Linked DNA regions of Mus musculus: all the other regions are linked to region 1. A link is a contact called in ENCODE Hi-C or POLR2A ChIA-PET data. All regions are on one chromosome and are shown on one strand. Each heading gives the region's core, a stretch centred on a gene start or an enhancer-like site at or near the end of the contact. The rest is flanking DNA. Distances are from core to core; before and after follow the strand shown. Region 1 holds the start of Inpp5k (inositol polyphosphate 5-phosphatase K). Region 2 holds the start of Crk (v-crk avian sarcoma virus CT10 oncogene homolog). Region 3 holds the start of Pitpna (phosphatidylinositol transfer protein, alpha).

Evidence for each region. A loop is a pair of places that touch in the nucleus more often than their neighbours do. ChIA-PET counts read pairs that join two places held with the same protein, here RNA polymerase II (POLR2A).
Region 2: a map of gastrocnemius shows a loop between it and region 1 (9-fold over the local background). The contact joins the promoter of Crk here to the promoter of Inpp5k in region 1. A Hi-C loop is called at or near these places in 11 of 37 maps with a recorded cell type or tissue (gastrocnemius, heart, left cerebral cortex and 1 more). POLR2A ChIA-PET finds 5 or more read pairs at or near these places in 3 of 5 experiments (Patski and embryonic stem cell).
Region 3: a loop to region 1 is called in a map of heart, with 2.9 times the contacts of the local background. The contact joins the promoter of Pitpna here to the promoter of Inpp5k in region 1. A Hi-C loop is called at or near these places in 4 of 37 maps with a recorded cell type or tissue (adrenal gland and heart). POLR2A ChIA-PET finds 5 or more read pairs at or near these places in 4 of 5 experiments (Patski and embryonic stem cell).

Annotation. Positions count from the first base shown.
Region 1 is chr11:75,629,348-75,632,283 of GRCm38, forward strand. It overlaps Inpp5k (inositol polyphosphate 5-phosphatase K), which reads left to right and starts at 1,673. Exons shown (of 12, transcript NM_008916.2): 1 at 1,673-1,850. The coding sequence starts at 1,753.
Region 2 is chr11:75,677,976-75,681,076 of GRCm38, forward strand. Crk (v-crk avian sarcoma virus CT10 oncogene homolog) reads left to right here and starts at 1,284. Exons shown (of 3, transcript NM_133656.5): 1 at 1,284-1,689. The coding sequence starts at 1,449.
Region 3 is chr11:75,586,321-75,589,445 of GRCm38, forward strand. Pitpna (phosphatidylinositol transfer protein, alpha) reads left to right here and starts at 1,759. Exons shown (of 12, transcript NM_008850.2): 1 at 1,759-2,032. The coding sequence starts at 2,013.

The sequences.
Region 1 (2,936 bases), core at 423-2,922:
CTTCAGAAATAAAGAAGAAAAAAATCATACTCTGGGGGCTGGAGAGATGGCTCGGCGGTTATGTACTGTTCTTTTAGAGGAGCCGAGTTCAATTCCTAGCACCGACATCTCAGTTTACAACTGCCTAGAACTCCAGCTCCAGAGGAACCTGATGCTTCAAGTCTCCCAGACCTGCACTCTGGTGCACATGCTGGCGTGCACGTGCACACACGCACAATAGAAATAAAAAGCTTGTTTAAAGGCATGGTGCCACGGGGTTTTAATCCCAGCCCTTGGAAGGCAGGTGGATCTTTCTGTGTTTGAGGCTAGCTTGGCCTAATGAGAATACTAGACCAGGTTTGTTAATTTCACTGCAAGTGGACGAGGTTAATGTGCACCACTGGCATGCTTAGTACCCAGAGAGGGGAAAGGGCAACTGGAATTAGAATGATTATGGGCCACCGTGTGGGTGAAGGGAATCAAACCCAACTTCAGTGGTCTGTAAGTGCTCTTAACTTGTGAGCCCTCTCCAGTACTTTCAGCTTTATTACTGTGTTTATGGCTACAACTGTGATTCTTGTCTTCCATCCAGGGGTAAAGCTCAGGTGGTTAGTTAGACTTGGTAGAAGTTGTCCCCTTCCCTTCCATTTTGAGAATGAATCACAGCACAGTTCGAATGCCCTGAAACTTTAAGGTAGCCCAAACTGGACTCAAACTTGGAGTAACCAATCTCGGTGAGTTTTGGAAATAACATCACTACACCGGGTTCCAGAACATGTATTTCAGGTAGTGGAGCTTTTGTGGGTTCTTGAGGCATCACTGGGTAGCTGGTACTACAGTGTGCTAAAACAACACTCCCATTTCCCTGGGGGAAGTCATAACTGTAAAAACAACCCCATGCACTATCCCCCCTACCCCTCAAAAATTAAGACCCAGAGATCTAAAGGAAATAATAAATCGAAGTGTCTGGCAAAGTAAACAGTCACCATGAATATACACCAAATAGCAACGGCTTGTTTTTCATTCACTGATAGCTCTCGGGGATCCTAAATTATTTTGCTTTGTATTCAGCAAAACTAGTTTCAAGTTGGGCGTGGTGGTGTAATCTCAGCTGAGGTCGGAAAATCAACTTGGTCTGTATAACAAGCCCCAGTACTTACTAGCAAGACTGTCTCAGATGGAAAAAAAAATTTTTTTAAATGACGATCACCAAGTCACTTAAATGAATGGAAGTGTTCTCTGACCCCTATGAGGGCGCCAAGGAACATGAGAAATTACTTATAGTGTGGGCGAGAGAGGCCGAACAGACTACAGTGAGGCTCCCCATCCTGTCCACTCCCGGTTTCTGAGGGTGGGCAGGCGACAGCGAAGACCGTACGCTGCGGGACGATCACGAAGCAGCCCGAGTCCTCGAGCCGCAGCAACTTCCGCCCTCAACGCTCCTCACGCCCGCGCCCTTGCGCAAAGCAGGCTGGGAATGCGGAGCCTAGGTGGCCCCGCCACCGCCCACTCCCGCGTCCGGGCCGGCGGTATGGCGTCGGGAGTGGATGACATGTAGAGCCCGCCTCTCTGAGCCTGGCTCAGCTCCGCCTCTGGGCGGTTCGCTCTGCTGTAAAGCCCCGCCTCTGTCCTCCAACCGCACCCCAAAACCCTAGACACTCTGGATCCACCTCCTACGGAAGCCGAAGCGCAGTCCGAATCCGGAAGAAAAACAATCCGGAGGGAGCAGTGCTGCTGAGACCGGAGACCAAGGGCTGCTCCGGCTCGCACTAGATGCAGCACGGAGACAGGAACACACCGGGTTACCGCGAGGGAATAATGTCGGCTGTGAGTCTAAGGAGGCCGAGCGCACCGAAAGGCTTTGCACTCAGGTGAGGACGCAGGTGTAGGCCGGTCGGTTCCTGGCGGTTAGCTGTCTTCAGCCCAGTCTGATTTGTGGGGCTGGATTTCAAAACCACAGTAGGATCAAGGCTGCCCTAGTTTAGATACCCGAATTCTGTCAGGCCAGTACTGAAAGGGCTATGTTAGGATTGATGCACGCTCTAAACTTTGGCTGCCGAGTTGGTCACTGCAGATGCTCCCCAAGCAAGTGTCCAGTTGATTCTTGGAGCAGACAGGGTTAGATTGCTAAGGACCAACATTTGCCCCTACAGTTGTAGATTAGAAGTTTTGTTCCTGTTTTTCAGCAGTACATCATGGGGTCTTCTTGATCGGGCTGTGATCTCTAGAAATCCGAAATCAGATTTAGATAAGATCCTTTAGCGAGGTAAAGCCTGGTCTCATGCCCGCTCTTAAATCACGAGGAACACTGCTAATCGTCCAATTGAGCGTAATTCGCGGTGCATGGATTTGTTACTAATCATCAAAGTTGAGGATTGGGATGCCAAATCCCGAGTTTTATTTTTTATCCACTTAGAGTGGGAATACAAGGAGCCACTGAGTAAAGAAACCGGTTACCTGCCGGACAGCAGGGGGAGACTGTAAACAGACAAAATGACAGTCTCTCAGAGGACTTGAGAGGAAGGTTTTTGTATTATTTTGTTTATATTCATAGGGAGAGGCAGGGAGCTGCTTGAAGCTAACCAGGAATTTTTTTGTTTTGTTTTGTTTACAAGTCACACTTTAAGAACAGGCTCTGGTGGAGAAGGAAATGCCCCCCTCCCCTTTTTGGGTGGCTCTGCGGGATCTTGTGCTTCAGTGCCTCGGTATTCTTGGAACTCAGGTTTCATCTGTAGAGTCTGAGCTCCTGCTTGCTCTGTCCTGGAGACAGTCTGGGCTTCTTGGAGTGTTGCTATAGCAACACCCTCACTGAAGGTCTCCCTAAGTCTTCGCTTTTCTGAACTTGTGATGGATGTGGTGGTATTTAAGAGCTGTTGATTATTTCTCCTGATACTGAGACTTGTGGAGAGCGGAGGTTGGAATGTTATGTACCAACTGGCGACTTGTCCCAAGAGAGA
Region 2 (3,101 bases), core at 34-2,533, 48 kb after region 1:
GGCCAGAATTTACACTGGATGGCTTCTGCTGCTAGTTCCTGGTGACTAAGCTAGATCAAGATGAGTCACTGGTAACAAGGAAGGGGCCCTTTTCCCTGCTGTCTCTCCCAGGGCTGGCCCAGACTATGGGTGGGAGCTCTGGAAGGCCGGAGCTATTGACTAGGCTAAGGATAACTTTGGTTTTGTAGTGAGACCGGGTCTCACTATATACAAAACACAGTAGTAACAGCTATGCAATGGTGGCACACACCTTTAATCCCAGCACTGGGAGGCAGAGGCAGGTGGATCTTTGGGTTCGAGGTCAGCCTGGTCTATAAAGTGAATTCCAGGATAGCAAGAGCTATACAGAGAAACCCTTCCCTCCCCCATTTTTTTATTAATTTTTTGAGATAGATGAAGATGATCATGAAGGAAGTAAAAGTAGGAGATACACCTGGCTACAACTGAGAGTTTAAAAAAAAATCTGGCTGGTGGATATGGGAGCCCCAATAGAGAGAACTCCATTTTTTTTTTTTTTTTTTTTTGGCCTGGCTGGGCATTTTGTTTTCTTTGCCTTGAGTACCCTTCCCCACTTCATTTAACATCCTACCATTCACCCTAGGTCATCTTATCTGTGGACCCCTTCCTCTTATTTGTTTTGGTTTTATAATACAGGGCCTCAGACTCACAGGGATCCTCCTGTCTCAACTCCTGAGAGGTTGGGATAACTGTCATGAGTCACTTTACCCAGCCCTTGGGTCTCTCCAGGACTACTTAGTTGATTTCCTTGTGTTTCTGCCCCCCCCCCGCCCCCATAGCAGATGTTGTTTCCTGGTCCCTCCCATAGGTGTGTGAATTCAGTGACTTAAAGCCAGTCTGGGTCAGCACTGCACCTGCGCGGCAAATGCGGTATCTGTGGCTGCTCATAGATAACAAGAACTTCAGCTGACCTCGGGGGAAACCGAAGGAAACACGGGGAAAAGACCAGCAAGTCAGGGAGCTTTGAGGGCGACTATCATCCTCGGACCACATCATCTTTTTTAACTTCAGTCCTTTTCTTGGTGTTGCTACTTGTAGGTTCTGGGAGAAAAGACCGGCCGCTACCAATCTGTCAAACACGGATCAGTCAATTTGTAGGTTGAGGCTCCGCCCCTTAGACCTAGACTCCGCCTCCCCATCCTCCGCGGTTGGGGTCTGGGCCTGGCGGCGACGCCCAGGACGCCGCATGCGCACTGAGGGCCCCAAGGACTCCGTTTCCCTTCTCCCAATGGCGGGCGTCGGTCCCCTTCCCGGCAGCCTCCCTCGGGTAGAGGGCGCGTCATTTCCGGTGGGGAAGGCCCGCGGCCGCCGCCGCCATTTCGGGCGCTGCTGGGAGGCTGACACCGGAGCCGGTCCGCTGGGCGGCGGGCGCCAGGGCTGGAGGGGCGCGCGTGCCGGCGGCGGCCCAGCGTGAAAGCGCGGAGGCGGCCATGGCGGGCAACTTCGACTCGGAGGAGCGGAGTAGCTGGTACTGGGGCCGCCTGAGCCGGCAGGAGGCGGTGGCGCTATTGCAGGGCCAGCGGCACGGGGTGTTCCTGGTGCGGGACTCGAGCACCAGCCCCGGGGACTATGTGCTTAGCGTCTCCGAAAACTCGCGCGTCTCCCACTACATCATCAACAGCAGCGGCCCGCGCCCTCCAGTGCCTCCGTCGCCCGCTCAGCCTCCGCCGGGTGAGGGACAGGCGGGTGGGAGGCCCGGGCGGGGGTGAGGGCCGTAGAACCCTGGTCTGCTGCAGGAGGGACGTGGGCAGAGAGGGCTAGAGTGAACCTGGCGGGGGAGCTGTCTTCTGAGCAAGCTGGTTCCCACCGATGAGCGGGATTGTGGGGGAGGAGGAGCTGCTCACCGAGGCCTCTGGGTGTGCCTTGGGAGCCGGGGAAGGGGAACTGCTGCGGCCCCGGGGTGGGGCTGGGCGCCAGGGTCAGGCCCAAGGGCAGGGCAGGGCTAGGCAACTTGGGGACAATGAGTTAATGGGGATGTTACGGGGACATCATTTGGCAGTGGTACTCAGAATGGCTCTGCTAATCCTACAAGTGGCTTTTAGGCTTGAAACGTTTCCTGCAGTGTTAGAGCCGGGTTTGGCCATACTCCCCTGGTGGCCTTCGGTAGGAAGTCACCACGTACTGACTGGCTGGCTGGGAGGGATGGAGACACCCTCAGGAAGCCGGTCAGCTTTTTCCTTTCTTGGGCATTTTTCCAAAATATCTTTACCGTGCTCTTCCCTTGTGGAAGGTGGTGAACTAAGTGACTTGGTGATAGAAAAAAAATCCTTCTGTGACCAGCCCCGCGTAATTGAAGCCTAGCAGGCAAATTGTGTCCAAGAGGTTTTAAGTGTCCAAAAAAACTGCCCGCTGCAACTAGAGTTTCTAGTTTCAAAGTGATTAGTGGAGGAAGATTTTTTTCCTTTAGAAAACAAACAAACAAACAAACAAACAGGCATAAGCCAGTGAGAACAACCTTGGAAGTGAATGGCACTTCATTCTCCCTGGATTTACTTAAAAAGTGTCAGACACGTACTTCTGGGTCTTTTCTTGCTCTCTAAGTTGGTGTTGTGGTCAAAATCTTCCAGGATATGAGAACAGACCTGGCTAGCAGATAAACACCAAGAATAATTATCCCACTGTTTCCTCGTCAAGGACCATTGAGTTTTAACTGTCTTAGCTGTCTTATTGCAGTTGTCTTGGCAATGTTAAGGGAATTCATGCACTTAGCCCTTGACGTTTATGAGATGAACAGTGATTCTGAGATTTCTGTTGTCTCTGTGTATAACAGCACCAAGCTTCTTGCTTTCTGGATGTTTGAAGTGTAAGCTTTTTCCTTCTAGAGCTGAGCTAGTCTCATGAATGGAGACTCACTGGTTAGCCTTGTAGCAGACTTGCATTTTTGGGATAGCTCTAATTTAGATTTACTCCCTTTGGCCACAAAGTGGGATTCGACGGTTCTTTGTGTTAGCACACAAGTTAAGGGGAAAATTTGAGTATTGAAGTCTTTTTAGTTAACAGATATAGACCTTTCTACGTCTTGTTGTTTTTTTTTTTTTTAAGATTTATTTATTATATGTAAGTACACTGTAGCTGTCTTCAGA
Region 3 (3,125 bases), core at 509-3,008, 43 kb before region 1:
CCGTCTCATGCATCTCATAGCACTCCTGAAACCCCTGGATGCCCTCCCCTGGCCTGCAGCCCACACTATCATCAGCCACGGAGGAACCTATTCCTTCCTAGCTCTTCAGCCTCCAGACTCAATGTTCCCGTTACGTTACTTCTGCTAGTCCGGAGCTCCTCAGTTGTTTCATCAGCTTTACGTGAGCTGGGGTCATCTGTGAAGAGGGAACCTCAGTTGAGAAAACCTTCCCATCAGATTTGCCTTTAGGTAAGCCTGTGGGGCCTTTTTTAGATTAACGGTTGCTATGGGAGGGCTCAGTTCACCCTGGCAGGTACAGTGCCTGGCCAGGTGGTCCTGGGTTGTACAAGAAAGCAGGTTGAGCAAGCCAGTTCAGCAGCTTTCCTCCGTAGCCTCTGCTTCAGTTCCTGCCTTCGGGTTCCTGTAATGTTTTTCCTTGCTAATGGACTCTAGTCTCAAAGTCGTAATAAACCCTTTTCTCCCCAAGTTACCTTTGGTCATGGTCTTTATCACAGCAACAGAAAACCACACTAGGACAAGTCCCTGAATGCAGCCTGTTCCTGACTCCGGCCCTTACGTGTGTCCTTTCTGCTGTGCATGGTCTTCCCCAGCATCTTGTGGATCTCTGGGATGCCGTCCCTCAAGGGACTCCTCACATACACCAGGTGCTGTCCAGTGTGATCCCATCAAACACAACTTCCACCTCCCACCCGTACCCCAAAGCCTGCTGCCAAGCTACCGTTTTCTTCTCTTTCTGGGATTCTGGGATTGAACCTAGGGCCTCCTGCATACGAGGCAAGTGCTCTGACGAGCCACATCCCAACCCTCTCTTCAGCTTTTATGAGACAGCAACTTACTAAGTTTTTCAGGCAGGCTTTGAACGTTCCATCCTTCTGCCTCAGCTCCCAGACAGCTAGGAATTCCCAGACAGCTAGCCTGTACCACTAGCTCTGGCAGCCCCTTTCCTTCCAAGTGCCTGCTACCCCAGCCATCACCTGCCTCCCCTCCATTTGATTACCAGCTCCCTAGGGGCAAGATAGTGCCAGCCTTCTTCTCTCTATTCAGGATATCACAGGCTCTGGTACACAGCAGCCCCACAGCCAATGGTTAGTGGGTGGATGAGAAGACACTAAGATTTTATGTTAGAATCTCAGCTCTACCCAGCACTCAGGAGCCAGAGGCAGGTGGATCTTTGTGAGTTCGAGGCCAACCTGGTCTACAGCGCAAGTTCCAGGACAGCCAGAGCTATATAGTGAGTTCCTGTCTGAAAAAAAGAAAAAAAAAAAATCAAATCTCAGCTACATCATGAAAACACTGTGATGAGCAAATCTAACTTATGCAGCCTTCTTGCCTGTAAACGAGGGCAGTAACAGTATCTTTCTGGTGGAGATGTGGAGTCACGTATTTAGAGGAAGTATATACACACTTGTTTGGTTTTGGTTTCTTGGTGAATCCAAATTAGGCAAGTGCTTCGTGGTTGAACTAAATCTCAAACTCCCTCATTTTATTTTTGACATGCTTGGCTCTCAGTACACCCACCAGCGAAGTCCAAGCATATAGGCACAGTAGCTCCTGATGCAGAAGAGTATTCATACCAAACATGTCTCTTTACCTCTTGACTACCAAACCAGACCTGGGCCCAGATGCTGACACGGACCCGGAGCCACGGCCCATTTAAGGGTGGAGGGGTGGACCCGGGAAGGCCCCGCCCCGCGTGAGGTCAACGCGCACTGCTGCGTCTGACGCTTTGGTTGCCGCAGAGACGCCCCGCCCCCGCGTGGCGCTGCGGAACCGGAGCTCCGGGCGGCGTCGGCAGAGGCGCGGGAGGTGGTGAGGCCAGGGCAGGGCGACAGGAGCCCGCGCGGCGACCGCAGCGAGAGCAGCGGGGACAGAGCAGACCACGACGAAGGCGCACAGGCAGCGGGGCCGGGCCGGGCCACCGGGAGAGCGGCCACCGGGTAGCGGGCGGGAGGCCGGGCTGGCAGCTGGCAGCCGCCGAGCCGCGAAGCGACATGGTGCTGCTCAAGGAGTAGTGAGTGTCGGGTCGGCTGTGCGGAAGCGAGGCGGAAGGGAGGGTCGGGATGACGGCGGCGAAGGCAGATCGCCTGCCGGGGGATGGAGAACACCGGATGGGGCTGTTGGGCCGCTTAGCAGGGGCGGAGAGGACAGCGGGGGCTGGACGGGGCCTGAGGTGGGGCCGGAGGGGCCCGAAGGGGCCAGAGGGTGACAGACAGCACCTGAGGTGGGATCGAATAGGTCGGAGAGGAGGCTGAGAACCGGTGCGGGCCGGTCAGGGCCTGAGGAGGGGTCAAGGGGATAGGGAGATCCAGAGGAGACATTAGGAGGGGCATGGGGAATGGAGAGCGCTGGATGTGGTGTGGCCCTATGGTGGACGCTGTGGGATGAAGGAGCAGGCAGAACTGCCTGAAGGACCGAGGAGTTGTGTAAGGGACCAAGGAGCAGTGGGACAAGGGCAGGCAGCGCCGGTGAGTTGACTGACGCTGGGGAGGGGTTTGAGGCTGAGCTGTACCAAGGGGCAGGGAAGATCAGATAAGGTAGCTCTTGGAATGGAGTTGAGGTGGTGGGGAGGGGTGTTGAGGCGGAACCTGGGGCATGGACAGTGGCTGCCTGAGGCAGCAGAGGAAAAGGGATTGTAATAATTGGTTGCAGAAAAAAGGACTTCAGTCAAAGCCACGCTTGGGTGATGGGATGGGCAAAAGAGTATAGGGGACTGGATGACAGGGTGGGGATGGCATGGTACCCAAGTAGGTGCAGAAGAGGAGGCTTTTGCAAGAAGTTCAGCATGCCTGCTTAGGACTTGGCAACACTTGAATGAAGAGTCTAGAAAATACTGGGCAGGTTCTAAAGTGATGTGAAGGAGTGTGGGTAAGAGAGAAGGGCATTAAGTTAGCAGGGCCCAGGACCGTCCAGGAAGATGATTAAGAATGAATGTGCCTGCTAATGGAAGTGGTGGGGACCAAGACAAGGCTATCCAAGCCTACAGGATGCTGGATGGTGCTGTTTGGAGGAATTGAGGTCCCATAAATGTTTTGGGGGGTGTGGAGCTGTTGATATGGGGGATGGGCAGGGCTTGCAAGGAGATAGATGTTTGTTTGCTCCTGGCT